3 separate regions of the Homo sapiens genome follow, and regions 1 and 2 are each linked to region 3. A link is a contact called in ENCODE Hi-C or POLR2A ChIA-PET data. All regions are on one chromosome and are shown on one strand. The core of a region is the stretch at or near the end of the contact, and the rest is flanking DNA. Distances in the headings are between cores, read along the strand shown. Region 1 has its middle 36 kb from the start of LINC02509. Region 2 has its middle 46 kb from the start of LINC02509. Region 3 has its middle 7.5 kb from the start of LINC02509.

Region 1 (4,144 bases), core at 873-3,372, 44 kb before region 3:
AAAGTGGATGATCTGATGATTCTTTGCTCACTGAGGACAGCAGCGTAGGAGTAAAATTTTAGTTATTTTTAAGAACCCATTTCTTAAAATGTATGGCATGAATTGTACTCATTATTTCCAGCTTCAAGTATTCCACGAGAATTACTCTGTTTCTTTGTTTGTGGTATAATCATGGGAAGTTCACCTAAGGGCAGAGTGGTAAGTGTAGAAAATCCTGGTTTATTGCAACACATGGGGACTATATTTGGCCTTCGAAAGGATTACTTGCTCTAAAGTTTTAGCATGCAGCATCTAGTATTCAGGATAAAACATCATGTTTTTTCTTAAAATCCTGGTCAAAGTTCTGGTCAAATAGCATACTAGCTTTTTTTTTTTTTTTTTTTTTTTTTTTTGCCCAGGCAAAACTGCATTGTCATTGTGTCCGTGATATCCAGTTAATACCTTGTTAATAGCCTATACCCTCTAGTAGGCTTTAAAAAAAAGGTCTTTGTAGGGTGGGGACACAGATGAACATAAATCATAATTAATTAACAGGCCACAAGGATTGCCATGAAAATAATAGCTTCCTGGGTCCTTCAAATCTAATCTACCATCAAACTTTCAGAGTCAAAGCAATCTCTTTGACAGCCACTTGAGTTAATTTGAAATTAGATAAGTGGAGAAAGCAGAGAAGCTTTCCTTTTATTGAATAAAAATTAACTTCTAAACCATGGAAAAATAACCTTTCCTGTGATTTTGTGATTGGTGATCACACTGGAAAATTGTTCAAAAGTATTAAAAATATTGATTCAATAATGGATAATCTTTTACAGCTTTTATTTTTAGTGTCCCTTGAAGAACCCAATTCTTTAATTACTCTTACAGAAGGAACACAACTTCATAATCCTTAATTTAGGTTCAATAGAGCAACAACAATCGTTGGATCAAGACAAGTCTAGGTTTAAATTCTGTATTTTTAACTTGTAGTAACCGTTCTAGATGCCAAGTTTCCCTTCATAAAACTAGGGTAGTACAGGCTCACTATCCCTTATTCACAATTCTGAAACCCCTAAACCACTAGAAACCATTTTTTTCTTACTTTGCAGAAAAACCTGATGTGACCCGAATCCATTATGTGAAAACCTGACTAGCACTGATGTGGGGCTACTTACAGCCTTTACTTATTCTATCCTATATAGATATGCATACATTTCACTGAGGAAGGATTAATGTTGTTTACCGAAGAAAGACACCCCAGGCCTAAAACCCAAAGATTTCGGAATCCTGACACATATTTAGCCGGAAGGATTTCATATAAGGGATTATGGACCTGTAATACCAATGATGAGGATTCATATGCAGAGTAAAAAAGCAATCAATATTAATTAGTAATGCTTGACCCAAAGTAGATTTTTTTCAACAAACACATTGTTTCCTGTTCCTTCACAGACAAGTGTTCTGTGCAAAATTATATTCGTGTTAAATGATCCATTTATTGCCTTACCTCCCCAATAAATGTGTGATGACATCTTTTAAAAAAGAATAATTTTGGTTCAGATCTATAAGATGTGACAAACCGCAATTGTGATGTTTGGAATGATTCCAACACAGTATTACAGTTTTTTTTAAAGGCCATGCCATGGACAGTTTCTTATTGTCTTACCTCACTGGGCACGCCCAGTGCTGGCCGTGTATTGTGACTTGCACAGACAGGAAGGCCACTAGGATCCTGAAATGCTAGAAATAACTCAAAAATAAAAAATAAACACCAGCAGTAAAAAGTTAGACAATGGAGAAAATGATTTAGAAGGAAAGCCTAAATATTTTAACTCAGTGTTTGACTATGAAAATGGGTAAAGAGAATGGCATATTCAGAAAGTATCTAAACCAAAGTCAGTGAGAGAACTACTTAACATGACACTAGAGTGAATAACCTTAAAGGAATGTTATTCTCATTTATCAATTCAAGGTGATGATAGGACTAGTTCATCATTTCGATTTCAAGATTTACTGTTTTCCAAGTGTATCTTGGCTATTGCCTCGTTCTCATGAGTCTCTAAATACCGTTCACTAAGCCCAAATTAATTGTCTGAAGGCACATAGTGAAGCAGTAATACTGGTTAGCAATGTTTGTTTCATCAATGAAGCTACTGCTCTTTCCATAAGTATGACTAATAGGTTAAAAATATGCAAAGGGAAACTTGGGAAGTCTGAGGGATTTTCCAACTCCAACAACCAATTCTCTGATTCTCTGGACACCAGCTGGGTGTATAACAACTCAGTTCAATTCTGACACCCAGAGTTAGCTCAGATCCCACAGCTTAAAGGCTTGGTCCCACAGGACTACCCCCACTTCAGGTGTCTGTCATAAATCCTGGGCCTCCGGTACTTCTGACCAACTGGCTATAAATTCAGGATTCTCCTGATCCCTTCCTAAGGTTTGGTAATTTGCTCGAATGCCTCACAGAACTCAAGAAGATGCTTCTCTTATGTTTACTGGTTTATTATAAAGGACACAAATGAACGTCCATATAAAAAGATACATAACGTGAGGTTCAGAAGGGTTTCCAAGCAGAGGCGCTTCCATCTCCATCCTCCATGGGTGGACAAGTTCACTAATTCTAAAGCTCATTGATTCCTGTTATTCAAGAGTTTTTATAGAGCTCAGTCTCCAGCCCTTCTTCCCTCCCTAAAAGTCAAGGGTGGGGCTGAAAGTTTCCACCCTCTAATCACTTGGTCTTTCTGGTAACCAGCCCCAACCTGAGGCTATGTAGGGATCCCATCCAAAGTCAACTAATTAGCATACATTCTGCTGTGGAAAGGAGCTCTTTATGCATAAAAGAAGACTCTCTGATCAGGGAAATTTCAAGAGTTTTAGGAGCTCTGTGCTAGGCACTGGGACAAAGAACAAATATATTTCTTCTTTTTTTTTTCTTTTTTTTATTACACTTTAAGTTTTAGGGTACATGTGCACAACATGCAGGTTAGTTACATATGTATACATGTACCGTGTTGGTGTGCTGCACCCATTAACTCGTCATTTAACATTAGGTATATCTCCTAATGCTATCCCTCCCCCATCCCCCGACAAATATATTTCTTATTACACTACAGTAGTTCCCCCTGCCCCTTATCTGTGGTTTTACTTTCCATGGTTTCAGCTGCTTGTGGTCAACCACAGTTTAAAAATAGTAAATGGAAAATTACAGAAATAATTAACTTTAAGTTTTAAATTGGACATCTTTGAATAGTGTGATGAAATATTACACTGTCCCTCTCCAGCCCACCCAGAACCAGAATCATCCCTTTGTCCAGAGTACCCATGCTCTATATACTGCCTGTCTGTTAGTCACTTAGTGACTGCTTTGACTGTCAGATCAACTGTCGGCAGTATCATCGCAGTGCTTGTGTTAAAGTAACCCTTTTTTACTTAACAGTGGTCCCAAAATTCAAGGCTAGTGAGTTTGGATTTGCCAAAAGAAGCTGTAAAGTGCTTCCTTTAAGTGAAAAGGTGAAAGTCCTTGTTTTAGTCCATTTTTGCATTGCTAAAAAGAAATATCTGAGACTGGGTAACTTATTAGAAAAGAGGTTTAATTGTGTCATCCTTCTGCACACTGTACAAGAAACAGTACTAGCCGGGCACGGTGGCTCACGCCTGTAATCCCAGCACTTTGGGAGGCCAGTGCGGGCAGATCACTTGAGGTCAGGAGTTTGAGACCAGCCTGGCCAGAGATGGCAAAAACTCATCACTGCTAAAAATACAAAAATTAGCTGGGCATGGTGGCATACGCCTGTAATCTCAGCTACTCCAGAGGCTGAGGCATGAGAATCGCTTGAACCCAGGAAGTGGAGGTTGCAGTGAGCCGAGATCGCACCATTGCACTCCAGCCTGGGCAACAGAACGAGACTCCATCTCAAAAAAGAAATGTAGTACCAGCTTCTGAAATTGTAAAGGAGAGAGAAACTTGTTCATAGTATATACAAGATTCAGTATTATCTGAGGTTTCAAGCATCCATAAAGAGTCTTGCATGACATCCCACATGGACAAGGGGAAACTACTGTATTTTAAGGAATTTTAAAAAACTATTTTCTGAAAACCCATTATATCCAGATCAACTATAGCATGGAGAAATCATATAAGTACTATTCGTGTTTGACTAATTA
Region 2 (4,162 bases), core at 205-2,704, 38 kb after region 3:
GTCTGATTCGGCAATCCTACTGCTGAGTATATATTTAAAAATATTACATTCAAGATCCTAAAGAGATGTTTGCAACCCCATGTTCATTGCAGCATTATTCACAACAACCAAGACATGGAAGTAACCTAAATGTCCATCAGTGAATGAACGGATAAAGAAAATGTGATATGTAGATATACACAATAGAATATTATTCAGCCTTAAAAATAAAAGGAAATCCTGACATTTGCCAGAACATACATGAACTTGGAGGACAATATGCTAAGTGAAATAAGCCAGACATAGGAGAACAAATACTACGTGATACCACTGAGATGAGGAATTTAAAAGAGTCAAACTCAAAGAGGCAAATAGTAGAATGGTGCTTGTTAAGGGCCGGTGATGAGGGGAGGTAAGAAATGAGAGGTATTAGTCAAAGACTTCAAAACTTCAGTTGCAGAGATGACTAAGTCCTAGAGATCTACTGTACAGCATAGTGAGTGCCTATAGTTAATAATACTGTAATGTATAATTAAAAATTTGCTAAGTGGATAGGTCTTATGTAAGTATTCTTAACACTAATAATAATGATAATAAAATACATAGGGCAGGAGAAAAGTTATTTTCATGGTTTTATAAAAAAAGATTATAATATACTTTTTAAAAATGTACACTTTAAAAGTTTAAATCAGTATAAAGCTTACACATACCTATATTTTAAAAACTAAAATGTAAACTTATCAATTGTTTTTACTGTAGAAATGTAAATCCCACAGTTTATCTTTTAAAATGAAATGAAAATTTTGTATTACAAGCATAATATCACATTAAATTGGAAGCATTATATATTAATCATCTGCTATGTATTTAAGCAACATAAATTTATCTTATAATATTTTTATTTTAAAATTAGAGTTAATAATTTATTATTTGACTAATTTATCACCATATTTAAAAGCTTTGTTATGAAAGAAAAGTTACACATGATACTGGGAACTTTGGATTTTTATTTCCCGATTTTCTATTTGTGGGAAGGGAGGAGAAGGCAGATATTTTGATATAGAAGAAAAAGTGATAAAGTATTTAAGGTAATGGGATGTAATGAAAAACTGGTAACAATATATTTCAACCTCTTTAAACAATTAGTTTAAATAGGTTTTCTAAAATACAAATAAACAGTACTTCATTACGTACTTTCAATTATGTCAATCACTAATTTTTTGAAATTTGGGTTCTCCCAATACAATTCTAGTTTCAACTTGGAAAAGATAAAACACACAAGAAGAAAATAGGAAAGAAAATAGGGGGGAGAGGAGAAAGGCAAATTAAGATGTATCGTAATGCTAAGCAGGAAAATTATGAATGATAAAAATATTTAGGTTCCTTTGGTCTTTTCCTTCAGACTAATACATTTGATAACATTCTTAACCTGCCCCCACTATCTCTCAACCCAATTTTGAGAGGACAGAATGACGTAACTGCTAATAGCCCTGATTCACATCCTTAATGACTGTCTGAAAAAAAGTTTGCCATGATGTAGGATATGAATCATGCTCACCAGAGAACATCTCACATTTATGGTAAACTGTGGCCTGCTTGCAAGAAATAGAAATGTTAATTACAGTCATTTCACTTCATAAAAATAAACGTTTCAGAGTTTTTGTACTCTCAAATTATTTCCTAATGAATTACAGACTTCGTCTATAAATGTGCACTCAAATGTAAAGTTACTGTAATACATATATATCAATGTCATTATAAATTTCTGTTCCAAGCTAAATGGAAAAATATCAGGGTCCCTGGAACAATATCAATGTGTCATAATTGAACATTTATACAATATTTGTAGACCACCTATTAATTAATTATATACAAATGACTGAAATTCTCCTGTAACAATATTAAATATGATCTTTAGTAATCACACAATTTAAAATTATACTTTCTCTTTTATTATCTTGTACACGCATGTCTTTCTTATCAGTGTACTTCATTGAGTAAACACTAGTTGGCTTAATTATCTTACTTTTTGCCAGGAAGTGGATGTGAGACACTTTTGTGGGTGTTCTTAATATTTTTGAACTTCATTATTGCTTATTTAAAGAATAGCTTCCTGCGTGCTCAATAACATGTGCATTTGGATTGCATCAAATAAAGTTAGAATAACTTAAAAGGAACACACCAGAGCACACTTATTTTTTGTTTGTTTAAAGGACACCGAGTTTGAGGAAACGTACAGAAGGAAGAGAAGTCACTGGAATCTGAAAAACAGGATGGAAAGAATAAAAGCTGTGCTAAGGTAATTCATTGGTGCCTTCTTAGCAATCTCTGATTTTCCCATTTAAGCCTGTATTTCTTTTCTTTTTTTTCCAAATAAATTTTGTTGTATATATTTAAGGTATAATAATAATAATAATAATAATTATTATTATTATTATTATTATTATGTTGAGATGGAGTCTTGCTCTTGTCGCCCAGGTTGGAGTGCAATGGCATGATCTCGGCTCACTGCAACCTCCGCCTCCCGAGTTCAAGGGATCTCCTGCCTCAGCCTCCTGAGTGGCTGGGATTACAAGCACCCGCCACCACGCCCAGCTAATTTTTGTATTTTTAGTAGAGACGGGGTTTTGCCATGTTGGCCAGGCTGGTCTGGAACACCTGACCTCGTGATCCACCCACCTCGGCCTCCCAAAGTGCTGGGATTACAGGCGTGAGCCACCGTGCCCGGCCAAGGTATACTTATAAGATACAAATAGACAATAAAAAGGTTATTATAGTGAAACGAATTAAGATATCCATCATCTCACATAATTACCCACTTTTTTTTTGTTTTTGTGGCAAGAGCAGCTAAAATCTACTAATTTAACATGAACCCCAAATACAGTAAAATGTTATTCCCTATAGTCCTCATGTTGTACCTTAGATCTCTGGACTTGCTCATTCTGCTTTCAGTCCTTTAATTACTAAATTGTGATCCTTGAAGTCTGATTATTTTACTTTATAAAAATTATTTCATAAAATAATCCTCGACTCAATTCCTCAGCCACGGGAAAAAATAAAGTAATTCATAGGTTTGGGGATCGTTTTACTTTTTTGAGGCTAATTTATGTTAATAGTAGGAAATGCAGGGTTCCAGGAGCCTCAAACTCTAATCTTAAATAAGTCCCTAGTTCAGATTGCCATCTCAGGCTGGTGAGCCGTCCTCCCTACCCTTCAATAATCAATCTGACAATTTTAAGGACAAGGATGCAGCATCATGGGAGGCCAAGAAAATACTCAAAACATTCCTAGAGACTTGAAAATGAAACTGATTAGAGTCATACTATAAAGAAATTGAAAGGGGGTAAGAAACAAATGGGTAAATGAAAAGTGTTATTTGCTGCTAATAAGAATTGACACGACTCTTCTCAGCTCTTCACTACCTCACATTTTAGAATCATTACCAAAAAGTTCTTTCCCTCAATAACCTTATTGCTATCAACTTTGAAAAAAATCAGGAAACTATGAGGATATAAAATATATCAGATAACACACTTGCTATTTATTTATTTATTATTTTTGAGGCAGAGTCTCCTCCTGTCACCGAGGCTGGAGTGCAGTGGTAAGATCTCTGATCATTGCATCCTCCACCTCCCGGGTGGAAGCGATTCTGCTGCCTCAGTCTCCTGAGTAGCCGGTGGCACGTGCCACCATGCCCGGCTAATTTTTGTATTTTTAGTAGAAACGGGGTTTTTGCCATGTTGACAAGGCTGGTCTCAAACTCCTGGCATCACACACTTGCAATTTAGAGGAGACTTTTCTACTTTCTAATAAAGTAATATTGATATGTATAAAAGTGTTTATTTGTTCATAGATATCTTTAGGAAATCGTGGTAACATTGTTGCTATGTGCCAGGTATGATCATGGCAAGTCACTTAATCTTTTTCTTCTCCGTTGATAAATTGATAAACTAAAGCTTATAATAGGAGCAACCTCATAAATGTGTTATACAAATTAAATGTATGAATGCATGCAATGCCCTTTCAAAAGAGCTCAGGAGCAAAGTAAGAACTCAATAATGGTAGAGATTTTTATTATGATTAAAATTAATATTTGTTAGGAGAAACAAGAGGATTTAAATAATGATAGGACAATAAACACTGGGGACTTCTAGAAGGGGTGGTGGGGTGAGGAAAGGCTTGA
Region 3 (4,318 bases), core at 820-3,319:
ATTTCTGTCTTCGCATCTTTTTTTTTTTAATAAGGACAACAGTCATATTGGACTAAGGGCCCTCCCTACACTAATATGATGTCATCTTAATGACCCTATTTCCAAATAAGCTCACATTCTGAGATATTTGGGATTATGACTTCAACATATCTGTTTTGGGGACACAATTCAACCCATAGCACTCCTCAACAAAAAAGTAGGAAAAAAAAAAGCTTTAGTCTAACCTCCTGGCTGTCAATCTTGCAATATATACTTTCAGCTTTCTCTCTCTCTCTTTCTATCTCCCTCTCTCTCTTCGTATCTATTCATAGATCATACTATACTCAATGCTTTGATGATGATTTTTTAAATTTAACAATACATTGTAAGAGTTTTTCAAAATTATTACACATTTTTGTATTATATTAATGCTGTGTAATATTCCATTTTAGGGACACCATACTTTTTAAAGTAGGTCTCTGTTGCAGTACACTGGGATATTTTCTGATCTTTTTAATAATATGAACAGTTCTGAGTAGAACTTCTTAGTAGCTCAGTCACTGGATATATCCATAACAATTATTTGAAATCAGTTCCTACCTATAGACATCTATGGAGCTACTGCAGAATTACATGTCTTGATAACCAATAACAAACAGAAGTTTGGTACGCTCATTCCAGTTTTTATTGCCATCTGTGGTGTGTGAGAATCCCTATTCCTCTCCCTGTTCCTCTCACCCACTTTGGCACCAGTGTTATTATTCCTTTTTAATTTTACCAATTTTTTTTTACAAGGAAAATGTCATCTCACTATTTTAATGTGCACAGTGCTTACTTTTCAAAACTTTCTTACACATATGTATGCAACTCTCTAGTTTACAAAGGTTCATTCTTCTGCTCTGTAAACTGTTTCCTGTGCTTAATTTGGAAAGTGTGAAAGGCCAAATTTTTGTCATTAGAGCTACCATTTGAAATAGTTTCTGAGCTTTTAAATTTTATCAACCAATAAACTATAAAGATAAAAATAGAACTGACACAAGATTGTCAAATAAGACATCATTATTTTGCCAAATAAAGATGTAAAATGCAAACCAATAAAAACTTTTTCAAACCATCTTTTTTTAAAGAAGAGGATTTTTTAATACAAGAAATAGAATAGCATAATCTCAAATTTAAAAATTGTTTATTACATTGAACAAATATAGTTTTAAGAAAACTTGCTATAATTGTTTCTATTTTTCACATACATTGACAGACAATGGAAATTTCACTGGGAATAGCAATGTTTCTTGGATCGGCCATGATTACCTCAGTGCAATTATACTGCTATTCAGCCGACCACATCCTCATAAAGCCAGGTCACTTGAAACAATGTCTGTCTGGGTGAGTTTTGGAGGCAATTGGCAGTTTCCTTTAGGTACTGTCAGTACAATACATTGATATATTTAGACTGGGATGTTGTAGACATAGCTATGTGTGATTATGCCTATTTATTCTTGATATTATCTTTAGGGCTTCTGAATTACTAAGAAAAATCTAGATGTCATTAGGCTCCTGAATTTAGATCTCTGAATAGCAACCAAAGAAACTAATTTAGACAGCATAGTCTCAGCTTGGAGAAAATTCTACTCTTAAAGCCACATTTGTTGATTCCCTTGGAAAACATTCTTTTTTTTTTTTTTCTCGAGATGGAGTTTCACTCTTGTTGCCCAGGCTGGAGTGCAATGGTGCAACCTCGACTCAGTGCAACTTCCGCCTCTCAGGTTCAAGCGATTCTCCTGCCTCAGCCTCCCCAGTAGCTGGGATTGCAGGCTCCCGCCACCACACCTTGCTAATTTTTTGTATTTTTAGTAGAGACAGTTTTTCACCATGTTGGCAAGGCTGGTCTCGAACTTCTGACCTCAGGTGATCCACCCACCTCGGCCTCCCAAAGTGCTGAGATTACAGGAGTGAGCCACCGTGCCCAGCCGGAAAAACATTCCTTAAAAGTGTTTTACTTCCCAAAGCTTGTTCCAAAGGCTGGGCAGATTCTACACTGCAGGTATCCCAGAAGCTGAAGAAGGAACTGCCCAATAGGACTTATTTGCACTCTTCCTTAAAATGTCGCGGTGTGGAGTTGTGTTAACACTTCACGTGTCCTATTGCTTTCCCTAGATTTGTCCAGCTTCTGCCACTTACTAAGAGAGAGTATGTGTTTCCGAGGCGAATTGCCTGTTGCTAGCTGAGATTAGCAAAGCTTCGATAGCCAAGAGTAAACATTAGTTCTGGCTACTGCTTTTTATCCTTACTTTTTATCTGGTCTAATGTCAACACAAATTCTCCTATTACTGTCTTTCAAAATGACTTGGGAATATTGCGGTTCATGCCAAAATCAACATGAAAATAAGGTAGAGCATATTCTGTTTGGGCTGAGAGAGCAATAATATATTGTTGTTTTTCTTCTGTCTGCACATAGCCCTACATTTAGGCACTTTAGCATGTCCAGCCAAATTTTGCTTCCTAACATAGGTTTCATGTTCCTGTAGATGTTTTGTGGGATGCTCCTTCGGTATTAAAATGTGTATTTCAAGAGGCAGCCGTAGATTCTATTAAGCGTGTATGTAAACGGAGAACAAATTTTTCCCGATCTTTATCCTTTCTTTAATGTAGATAAATTCATTATGAGTTGTGCCCTGTGTGGGCTCAGTGGCAGGAACTTGCGAGATGCACACATTCCCAGGAAATGAGTTTATTTGCTCAGTAATATTATATAAATATATTGTTACCCCCATTTAAAAAGTCACCCTAAACACCCATAATGAAGGAAGTGCATAAGCTCTGACTCTTTAGGTCAATGTTTTCTGTGCTAAGCCATTAAAAGAGCATTTAGGAAAGGCTTAACCTTACTGAAATCATGTACATTTATGACACTAGAACGCTAAGTCTGTTAACAAGTCAGTCATGCACTTGGAATAACTGTTCTTCCAGGTTGAGTGTCTCTCTCCTCAAAACCACAATACCACAATTGCTATAAATGGATTTATAATGTTTAGCAAAAACTAAAATGTGTCTACATTTGAAGAATGGAATGGAGGTTTTAAAAAAGAATTTCGTGATTCAGAGACAGTTAACAGTCTTCTGACCTGGAAGAGGCCAAGATAGCAATTTCACCAGCAGAACCTTGAGTAAATAGAACAGCAGTTATTGTTATTTCCACTCAGGGGGAAATTACTTCCCTTGAATTGTCGTCAAGAGGAGTGGTTCTGATGATGTTCAGACCTGCTTCTGTGTCTTGGGACCAGGCCAGGACATCGCAGGAAGGGCCAGCCACTGCAGCATCACCCTCTGCGGTGCTCAGAGCTACCTCTCTGATGTTGTGGAGACAGAGCTCCTTGTAAGCCTTAACCATACCATGGTACTCAAGCCAATATGCCCACCATTTGCAAGTGCAGCATGATGTTTAGGATATAATGGGGATTTGAAGTAGGAGGCTTAGTTTTTTTTAGCTGTGTGTTAGTTATTTAGACTTGGTTAGTCATGTGATATGGAAATCAATCTGACATTCCCTACAACCTAGGGTCTATACATAGTATCTGAATAAACAAATTTGCTCTCCAATTCCCATTTCGTAGTCATTCTTTAAACACATCTTAACTAGAAGCAGAAACTATTGTTTCATGAAAATGGCTATACACTTATATATACTTTAATACACTTATGTATACTTTAGCTAAAATGAAATTTGTAATTGTGTCTGCTCTAGTGTATAATACATGCTCTCATATATAAAATAATAATTATGATGGCTTTTTGTAATCATTATTATTTAATTACAATATGTTAACAATAACAATAATAATACTCTTATATTTCACAGACTACTTCAGGTACAGATTATAATAAGATAACTCAAATCTCTACCTTTAATAGGAATTTATAATTTTGGGCTATGTGTTCCAGATGCCAAAGTCTCCTTTAAACTATCATAATTTATGAGAATTTATAATATTTAAAACAAATGAAAACTGTTTTATAATGAAATAATTTAATTAATTTGTGTGTGAAGTCAATGAATTTCTAAGACTGAATGTCCGGTTTGCCCACTCTGAATACTCTTGCATGACTGGTAGCAAAATTGGTCCTCACACATCAAACATAAGCTTTCTTCTGATGCTAGAAAGGCTGCTCTCTAGGAAAGCAAGAGTGAGATTCAATAAAATCCTGGTCTAGGTTTGAGTATGGGCTACGCTACACTGTCATGTGTGAGCTGGAGAAGTCTTTTGGCTTCTCCATACTTTGGCTTCTTAAATTGATTCATTTATTTGGCAATGATAATAATGTTCTAATGGGGCTGTTGGAA

What was found. Hi-C counts contacts between places; a loop is a spot of excess contacts on that map. ChIA-PET counts read pairs that join two places held with the same protein, here RNA polymerase II (POLR2A). Pooled maps may share reads with other maps.
Region 1: a map of PC-3 shows a loop between it and region 3 (6-fold over the local background). The contact joins two enhancer-like sites. A Hi-C loop is called at or near these places in 3 of 168 maps with a recorded cell type or tissue (IMR-90, PC-3 and endothelial cell of umbilical vein) and 2 of 50 pooled maps. POLR2A ChIA-PET finds 5 or more read pairs at or near these places in 3 of 52 experiments (AG04449, HEK293 and PC-3).
Region 2: a map of endothelial cell of umbilical vein shows a loop between it and region 3 (6-fold over the local background). The contact joins two enhancer-like sites. A Hi-C loop is called at or near these places in 2 of 168 maps with a recorded cell type or tissue (PC-3 and endothelial cell of umbilical vein), 1 of 37 single-sample maps with no recorded cell type and 1 of 50 pooled maps.

Annotation. Positions count from the first base shown.
Region 1 is chr4:176,837,154-176,841,297 of GRCh38, forward strand. No RefSeq gene overlaps it. Among named protein-coding and RNA genes, the nearest start is that of LINC02509, 36 kb to the right of the region's middle. Within about 2 kb of position 2,123, at least 3 of the 41 ENCODE cell types and tissues checked have a DNase peak (open chromatin) inside an H3K27ac peak, as active enhancers do; they include PC-3 and endothelial cell of umbilical vein, where a contact is called at or near this core.
Region 2 is chr4:176,919,402-176,923,563 of GRCh38, forward strand. No RefSeq gene overlaps it. Among named protein-coding and RNA genes, the nearest start is that of LINC02509, 46 kb to the left of the region's middle. Within about 2 kb of position 1,455, at least 2 of the 41 ENCODE cell types and tissues checked have a DNase peak (open chromatin) inside an H3K27ac peak, as active enhancers do; they include PC-3 and endothelial cell of umbilical vein, where a contact is called at or near this core.
Region 3 is chr4:176,881,067-176,885,384 of GRCh38, forward strand. No RefSeq gene overlaps it. Among named protein-coding and RNA genes, the nearest start is that of LINC02509, 7.5 kb to the left of the region's middle. Within about 2 kb of position 2,070, at least 4 of the 41 ENCODE cell types and tissues checked have a DNase peak (open chromatin) inside an H3K27ac peak, as active enhancers do; they include PC-3 and endothelial cell of umbilical vein, where a contact is called at or near this core.